2 separate regions of the Mus musculus genome follow, and region 2 is linked to region 1. Evidence: chromatin contacts called from ENCODE Hi-C or POLR2A ChIA-PET data. All regions are on one chromosome and are shown on one strand. Each heading gives the region's core, a stretch centred on a gene start or an enhancer-like site at or near the end of the contact. The rest is flanking DNA. Distances are from core to core; before and after follow the strand shown. Region 1 has its middle 83 kb from the start of Gm42034. Region 2 holds the start of Sall1 (spalt like transcription factor 1).

Region 1 (4,155 bases), core at 885-3,384:
GAATCAATTGTCACCCTCATGCCACCACTCAGCACTTTAGAAGAGAAAGGCATAGCCAAGAAGACCCAATTTTACTTCTTCCTTCCCCGTTGAGAGTAGCAGTAGAGTGAGTACCAAGGAATAATATGTCACTTCCTCTAAATAAGTCATTGGCTACCGTTAGTCATGTGGTCCCACTCACTCATAAGGTGTAGGAAATGCAATCCTGTCTGAACGCCAGGGGGGTGAAAACCAGAAATGTTTGTTGAGAGTACTGATAAGTACCAATATATCCAAAAGCTATTGGTAGCATTTATCGTAGGCATGAATGGGGGAAATGAGCTGAACTGACACCTTTTTCAAAAGAGGAAGAAATGTCCAAAAGACATTCAACATCTTTAGCCATGAGAAGGATGCAGGCTAAAGCCACACCGAGACTCCTTCTCACCTCAGTGAGAACAGCCATCAGCAAGACAACGATGAAGGGGTAAAGGGTCTCTATATACTGTTGGTGGGAATGCGAATTGGTCTAGCCTGTAGAAATCGTCATGGGGGTGTCTCAAGCAGCTGAAAATAGAGCTGCCCTGTCCTGGATCCAGGCTGAGGGATTCTCAGCTAGCACGCCACCGAGACAATCCTAGACACATCCAAGCAGGACTCTTCTCATATCCAGGGCATAGAAACAGCCCGGATGGTGCTCCACAGATGAGGGGATGGGGAGAAATGTGCTTCATGTAGATAATGGACCTCTGCTTGACTGTGAAGAGAGAAATCACATGGTTACAGGAAAATGGAGCACCATGTTAAGTGAAATAAGCCAGTCTATGGAGAACAAACAGTGTGTTTTCTCTCATATTGAAATCTAGATTAAAAAAAAAAACAACAAACCCATAAAACGTGAGAAAGCAGAACATACTACAAAGGAAGAAGAGGAACTAGAGGGCAGGGCATTGAGAGAGGGCAGTGGTGGGTATAAAATTGAAGTATATTCTATGAGTGCAGAAATGTTGCCATAAAACCTATTATTTTGTATAATTTATATGAAATATTTTTTTAAAAAATGAGCTTATAAGAAAGTCTCCTCCGATTTAGGGGTTCAGCCAGGCTTTGACAGGTGACTTTATGTACTCCAGTTCCTCACACCCAGGGTCCACCCAGCTTCTCATAGGGCTCACAGCAAGATTAGCAGGGGTAAAGGACACGCAACCTTGTTGATGATGTCATGCTTTGGGGAAGCTCAGAACCTCAGTGAGGATCTGCTTGGTGGGGTTGAGACCTGCCGAGCCTCACCCACCCCCACCTCTGAGTCAGCCCTGCCTATCAGGAATTGATAAGGTGGTGGAAAAACTGAGACTGTGGTCAGAGCTTGGAACAGAGGCCTGGGGGAGCTGGGAGTTTTCCTAACACCACAGGAAAAGCCTGTCTTGCATCTCAGTGTCCTGTCTTGGCCTCGGATCCAGGAACTCGTGTGAATTTTCCACAAGCTGATTTGGACACATAAAAACTGATGGATGGATCTAAGTAGGTGGTGGCCACTGAGGCAGTGGCCACCCTTCCCTGACTGTGGCTCAGAGACACTGTGGGGCTGGAATGGCAGAGGGGGCTTTCATTTTCTTTACATGAACCTCATTGTCCCTCTTTCCTGCTGAGCTAAGATTCAGCCACTGGCGGTCGCCAGCCTTGCCCTGGCCCTGGACCACTCAGGGGTAAGAGTTGGATTGTGCTGGGTGATAGTGGTACACGCCTTCAGTTCCAGCACCCAGGAGGCAGAGGAAGGTGATCTCCATGAATTCGAGGCCAACCTGGTATACAGAGCAAGTTCCAACACAGCCAAGGATACACAGAGAAACCTGTCTTGAATAACAAAAAGCAAACAAACAAACAGAACAAAGAAAATTGGATTTTCAGCAAAGCAACGTTAGCTCACACTCCGATTGCTGTCATAGACTTTGGAGGAAAAGCAACAATATGAACATGAAGGTTAAGTTGAAACTGAAACACACGTGGAAAAGATGTTAGAATGGGACCTTAAAGAAGGGAGAAAGAATGGACCCCAGGTCACATTTCCCCAGCACCAGGGTAAGAGGCGTTTTCCCACCCTGCTCCAGCTTGAGAGTGGAAAGTTGTCATGTGCTTCTTGAGTCTCGCAACAGCGCAAGGTCAGCAGCCTGACTACACATTGTCCTCCCTGCTGGAGCAGTGCCAGGCTCAGCAAATATTTGCCTTGGCCCTCTGGAGACCAACCTACTTACACGGAGTAGAAATACAATGGGGGCCATGTTTATAGTTTGACCTGATGGGGGCTGCTCATGACCCAGGAGGGACTTGGGAACCTGAAGGAGACGTGCGCTGGGTTCCTGGGCAGTTTCATCCCCTCTGCTGCCTTGTCAGGGGCCTTTGGGCAGCTGATTTTATGTTTGTCTAAGTATAAGCCCTTCTTTTTGCTTCAAACCAGCAACCTGGGCCACTCCTACATCCAGGTTGTGACTCTTTCCTTCCCCTTCTCCAGCTTCTTTGCTGATGGCTTCTGTGGCCCTTCAGGCCTCATTGGACACACACACAGGAAGTTTGTAGCTGTTCCTTCCTCTCTTAGCCTTGGGATGGCTCAGTTGCCATGTCCACTGCCCCCCAATAAGGTACTGAATTCCAGGGGCAAGAGGCAGGAGTTCTACCTGCACAGACCACCTTTGTACCATCCTACCCCTGCTGGAATCTCAACCTCCAACACAGAGCCTGGTACATGGTCGGAATCAGGGAGATGGCTGAGTTAATGAATTCACAAGCAAATAGACTGTGCTGCCTCCTTCGTACAGAAACTCTCAGGGTGTAAGGTCCTCCTCGTGCACCCCACCACCCCCCTCCCTCTGCTCCTCTCCTTCCTTCTCTCCTCTGTTCTCTCCTTCATCCTCCTCCCATTGCTGTTGTCATCATCCATAGTCCTCCTCATTTTCCTCTTATTGTTTTTCACGTGGTTGTTCCTGTCATCCTCTTCATCCATCTCCTGGCTTCTAGTAGACAGTATGTATATTCCATGGCATCCCTCTCCCCTTAATAATCATGACTCACCCATCAGCTGGGTTGAGCATCTGCCCCATTCTATGCTCATACCACAGCCCAGAGTTAGCCCTGGAGTCAATGGACCAGATTCATTCTACACACCAAGTGTGCCATCTTTGGACAATTACTCTCTGTTCTTTTTTTTTCCTTTCCCTTGTATCTAAAATGTGGAGATTAACAGTGTCAGTTAACAGGAATTCCTGGTGAATAACCGAGAAAGGCATGGGAAATGTTTCCACCATCTCTGGCATGTTATAAATAACATGTAGTAGCTCCAATGACAGCGGTGCCACCTCATCCATGGTGCGGATCCTCCGCATCCACTCTGGTCCTGATGCAGAGCAGATGTGATGCAGTTGTCCATTCAAGTCACTCACTCACTCACTCACTAATTCCTCATGGAAGGGCAGTGACTTGCAGCCATCCACAAAAGCTCCCTCTGGGTAAATCCAGGGTTTCCAGACTGAGCCGAAGAGTCCCTTAGCTGCCCCCTTCCAGGGAAGCCACCACCACTGAAGCAGGCCAAGGGTGTGTGTACTTGATACCCTCTGTGTAACCCTGAACATCCTGGTACACAGAGACACCCTTCTGGACCTGGTGATCTCTCCAGAGGCAATCAGCCAGTTATAGCCACTAAGAGAACACTTTGCTGCTATTGTTTTCTTCCTTCCTTCCTTCCTTCCTTCCTTCCTTCCTTCCTTCCTTCCTTCCTTCCTTCCTTCCTTCCTTCCTCCCTCCCTCCCTCCCCCTTCCATCTCCTCCTTCCCTCCCTCCCTCCCTCCCTCCCTTCCTTCCTTCCTTCCTTCCTTCCTTCTTCCTTCCTTTTATTTGAGACAGAGTCTTTCTATGTAGCCCAGGTTGCCCTCAAACTTGCCATCCTCCAAAGGGTGACATGTGCCACTGTGCTCAGATTAGATGAGAACGCTGAACGTTTGTGTAAGCTGTGGTCTCTCCAGAGAGATACTAGGAATGAATGGTAGGGTGAGGAGAAATACTTGAATGGTTTATTGCCAAAGCAGGAACCGGTTAGCAAAAGTTGTCTTTATTGAATGTAATAAAGAGATGAAAGATAACAGCTAGCGATGTCCCTGAACACCCACACGACATGCAAAAGCAAGT
Region 2 (4,155 bases), core at 1,239-3,738, 120 kb after region 1:
AAAATTGTACTAATAAATAATAATAGTAAGAGGCAGTGAACTCCTTTAATGCTATCGCTTTATGAGAAGCCTTAACTATTAAAAATTCCAGCTCTAGACTCAAAGCGAAGAACTAGCAAGGGTCTTTTCTTCCCAAGCTCGAGGTGGTGGTTGTTAGTTTTGAAATTCTTTGCGTGGAAAATACAAACAACCAGTATAAATTTAAAAAACAAAAACCAAAAAACACCTCTCTTTCCCCAGGTTGTTTTTCTCCCACCCCCACCCCCGTATGCAAATTGTTAAGTTTTAACAGCATCCCGGTGCAAAGGCCTCACTTTAGGAAAGATTGTTGTGGGGGCGGCAGAAAGCCTAAGAAACTAGCTGAGAAACCCCACAAAAATAGTCCGAGTGGTTGCTGCGGCCTTGGCTAATTTCATCTGGTTTTACCCTCAAACCGGTTCTTTTGGGGTGGGAAACTGGGTGTGTTTCAAGGGATCCTTCCAGAGGACTCAGAGAATCACACTGGTGAGGCTTCGAGCTTCCAAAGGTGCTGGGCAAAACAGTTGCCTTAATGGCTCTCAGATCGCCTGAAAAAATGTCCAGGTGTCTCACGCCAGGATTGCCCTCTCCCAACAGCGAGGAGGAAGTAAGCTGTCGATCCCTTGTCGCTCTGGCTCTGCCTGCGCGTACCCGCACCCAGAGCCGCTCAGAGCCAGGCCTCTGGGGACGGAGCCTGCGATGTGGGGCTCCAGCGCCCGCAGAGCGTAGTGGCCAGAGGTGCGGATCTCAGGTCACGCTTCCGAGCTCTGCTGGGGTGCAGCTCCTTCCTCCACGCCCGGGATCGAGGATTCCCGAAGGGCAGCCGGGGCCGCCGAGCCTCGGGTCTGGTCACTCTCCAACCGACGCAGCGGAGAGTCAGGCACAAAGTCCGGTGACCCCGGAACCGAGCGTAGCCTCTGGCCTGGGAGCTCGGAAACTCTGCCCTAGAACAGTTCAGGTCAAGCTGGGGTCGGAGGGGGTCTTCCCTCAGTGACCCCAGTTCCCTGCGCGGGTCTCTCCCATTCTAGGCCACAGTTCCCGCACACAAACTTTTCCCTACTCATTCAGTCCTTTCGGAACCCTGCCTTCATTGCTCGGCTGGCTCCAGGGGTCTGGCGGGCTAATACCCGGGACCCAAGAAAGTGTCTAATGACCCTTACCAGAACGGGTCCCGAAGGATGGGACTCCATAATACGTGGGGTGCACACATCCAAGCCCGACTTTGACGGGTTATGGGTGCAAGTGTGGAAAGAAACGACAGGAGAACAAACTTGGGAAGCCGGACCAAGCGACACTTCCCTGTCCCTAAGTCAGTCTCCAGAGCGACCGGCAGCACTCGGCCGCGACCCCAGGATGTCGCTCCTCCACCCCAACCCCCAGTTCTCACGGCTCGGAACCCCCAAAGGTACCATGTTTCGCCCGCTAGCCAAGTGGGAACGAGAGTTTGGGGGGGGGGTGGGTACGGAGAGCTCCCCACGCGCTCGGCGTTCAGCCACCCGGACGAAGTAAACTTCTTTAACGTTGGCCGCAGGGCTGGGCGGTGAGGCCCAGGCGACAGAGGCCCAGCCCGGGGACCCGGGTGGCGCGCGGGGAGCGGGAGAGAGCTCGCGTGGGCAGCTCCAGATGGCCTCTGCCCGAGAGATCGCCCCTCGGGGCGGCAGGGTCGTGGCCGCGGCTTCTCCGACCCTCTGGGCGGAGGAGCGAGCCGGCCAGTCGACCCTACTCCGCCCAGTCGAGGACACGGAACTCCGGAAAGCTCCAGCCGGGATAGGCTGGCTCTCCCGGGACAGGGGAAGCCTGGCCCGGCAAATTGAAATCGAGGAAGCATGAAATAAAATCAGACGCGCCGAGTGCAGAAGGCGAAAGCGGCGGTGGGCGCGGGGCCCGCCGCGTGTGCGTGGGTCCGAGTGTGCGTGTGAGTGCGTGTCTGTGTGTCCGCGGCGCCGGCCGGAGCACTCACCATCTCGCCGGGGGAGCGAGGCCACTTCGGGGTCGGATTGGAAATGTTGAGGCTTCGCTTGCTTCCTCCGCGACATGCTGGCTCAAACATCAGCTGGGGCAGAATAAAAAATTACTAAAAAAAAATCTTCTCAAAATTACGGAAATCGAGCGGCGGCGGCGGCGGCTCCCCCCGCCCGCCGGCCCGCCCGCCCCCTCCCCGGCTCCCCGGCCCCGGGCACAGCGCGCATGTGTCCTGCTATAATTATGATTATCAATAATGCATTGCGATTAATCATAGAGGGGCTCTTTGAAAGGCGATTGGCACCGGGCCAGCGCTATTCAAACCCGCTCGCCTTAATCAATTAGTTCGTGATTTGCTGCAGACCCCTGTCTCTCCGCGCGCTGGCCCAATAAGCCGGCCGCGGGGCTGGCTCTGCGCGCCGCGCCGCCCGACTCTTGGTTAACCCTCTTGGCGACCGCCGGGGACTCCGCGGCCCGGCCGCCGGGGGCCTGCCTCCTCGCCACTGCGCGCCCAGCGCCCCGGCCGGCGCCCCCCGCTCGTTCCCCTCCCCCCTCCCCCGCCCTCCATCCCGGGCTGGGCCGACCCGAATTAGCATGCTCGCCCGGGAGCCTAGCGGAGCAGGGCCGCGTGGGGGTGGGGCTGGCGGCGGGGGCTGGGGACCCAGGCTGCGGGCGAGCGGCGAACTTCCTAACTCCCGCGCTGCGTACTGGCCCGCGAGGGGGAGGGAGTCCCGTGGCGGGACGGGGTAGGAGAGGGCGCCCCATTTCGTGAGTGTTCCTTCATTTTCTTTAAGAGCTACCAGAAAGCAGCCCACCCCCACTCTCATAAAAAAAAAAAAGCGAGTGGGGAAGAGCCAGCCCCACGCCAGTCCGCCTCCCGCTCGCTGCCGGGCCTCCCTCCCGCCTGCCCGCCGCCTGGCTCGGAGATCCTTCGCCCAGAGTTCTCCACTCTCAGGATCCCGGGCTCGCGGGGGTGCGGAGAAGAGGACCCAGGAAAGGTTTGGGGACGTGATGGGTTTGGGGCTTGGGGGGAGGGGCAGTTTTCTCGCCACCCCATCCTCTCCCTGCCTGGGAGCGGCGACCCTCCAGCCTCTTGCTGGCTCCTTAGCTCCCTTTCTCTACCTTGGACATTCCCGGGACAATTAGGGCTGAAGTTTTCGGGAGAAGCGCCCCGAGCCCGTGGGATAAGGGGGCGGCTCGGCTCCGCCCAGGACCCCCTCCCGAACCTCCCCCCGGCCGCCCCGGTTGGCTGCAGGGCGCGTCACTCCGCGGGGAGGCGGCGGCCACCGTGGCGCCGCCAAGCTCCGGGCGGGTGGAGAGCAAGGACCTGCCTGAGCTCCGAGTTCAGCTTCTGCGGGAGGGAGGGGAGGGGCGCAGCTAATTCTGTGCTAAGCAGCGCTCCCCTGGCCTGGGTGGTGCTGCTGGAGCCAGACCCTAGGCACCGCCTCTACCCTGGACCCTAGTGCTCCGTGTCCTAGGGGTGGAGGCCGCCACCTCGTCGCAGACGAGGTGGCTACCCGGAGTGAGTGAGCATGGAGGGGGGGTCCTGTTCGTTGCCCTGCTAGCTACGCCGTGACTCGCCTTCACTTTTCCGACACTTGCTACGTGCGGCGCCCAAACTTTTCTCTCCATCTCTCTCTGTTTCTCTCCCAGAGCTGGGAGCCAGCCTCTCTTACCCGCTCACGGGACCCAGGGATCCGGGCCCTGTACTCCCTCTTCCGGGTTTGGGCGCCTGCGAACCTGAGGCTTGGTCCTCGGCTTAGTTTAGACCTCCTCCTGCCTCGGGGTTTCCGCTCGCCGAGGTTCCCGAAGTCCTGCACCCGAAGGACTAAACTAACTAAACTTCGGCTGAGTAATGGGGGTGGAGGCGGGGGAGGGGTGCAGATACACAATCCTTGCCCTATCTCGCGATCAGGAGAGGAGAGGGCTCATAAGGACGCCCCAATTCTGGAGCGCCTTTGAGTCTGGATCGTGACACAGTCGGCTCGCGCGAAGTGGGCACTAGCCTTCACAGCAGAGCCTTGGAACTCAGGACCCATGTCGCACTCTCTTAAATGGCTTTTAGCCCCTTTCCACGGTTCTTTTTCCCCTAATCTTTTGTGTGCTAGTTGAAAGTATCTTTTTATGTCTGCTGACTTTATACTTCTTGGTTTAACTTCTGCCTTCTTTCCTTCT

What was found. Hi-C counts contacts between places; a loop is a spot of excess contacts on that map. ChIA-PET counts read pairs that join two places held with the same protein, here RNA polymerase II (POLR2A).
Region 2: a loop to region 1 is called in a map of heart, with 2.8 times the contacts of the local background. The contact joins the promoter of Sall1 here to the enhancer-like site in region 1. A Hi-C loop is called at or near these places in 1 of 37 maps with a recorded cell type or tissue (heart). POLR2A ChIA-PET finds 5 or more read pairs at or near these places in 1 of 5 experiments (embryonic stem cell).

The regions. Positions count from the first base shown.
Region 1 is chr8:88,920,882-88,925,036 of GRCm38, forward strand. No RefSeq gene overlaps it. Among named protein-coding and RNA genes, the nearest start is that of Gm42034, 83 kb to the left of the region's middle. Within about 2 kb of position 2,135, at least 1 of the 3 ENCODE cell types and tissues checked has a DNase peak (open chromatin) inside an H3K27ac peak, as active enhancers do; it is heart, where a contact is called at or near this core.
Region 2 is chr8:89,040,374-89,044,528 of GRCm38, forward strand. Sall1 (spalt like transcription factor 1) reads right to left here and starts at 2,489. Exons shown (of 3, transcript NM_001371070.1): 1 at 1,979-2,489. The coding sequence starts at 2,054. It overlaps Gm3134 (predicted gene 3134), which reads left to right and starts at 870. Exons shown (of 3, transcript NR_166639.1): 1 at 870-1,423.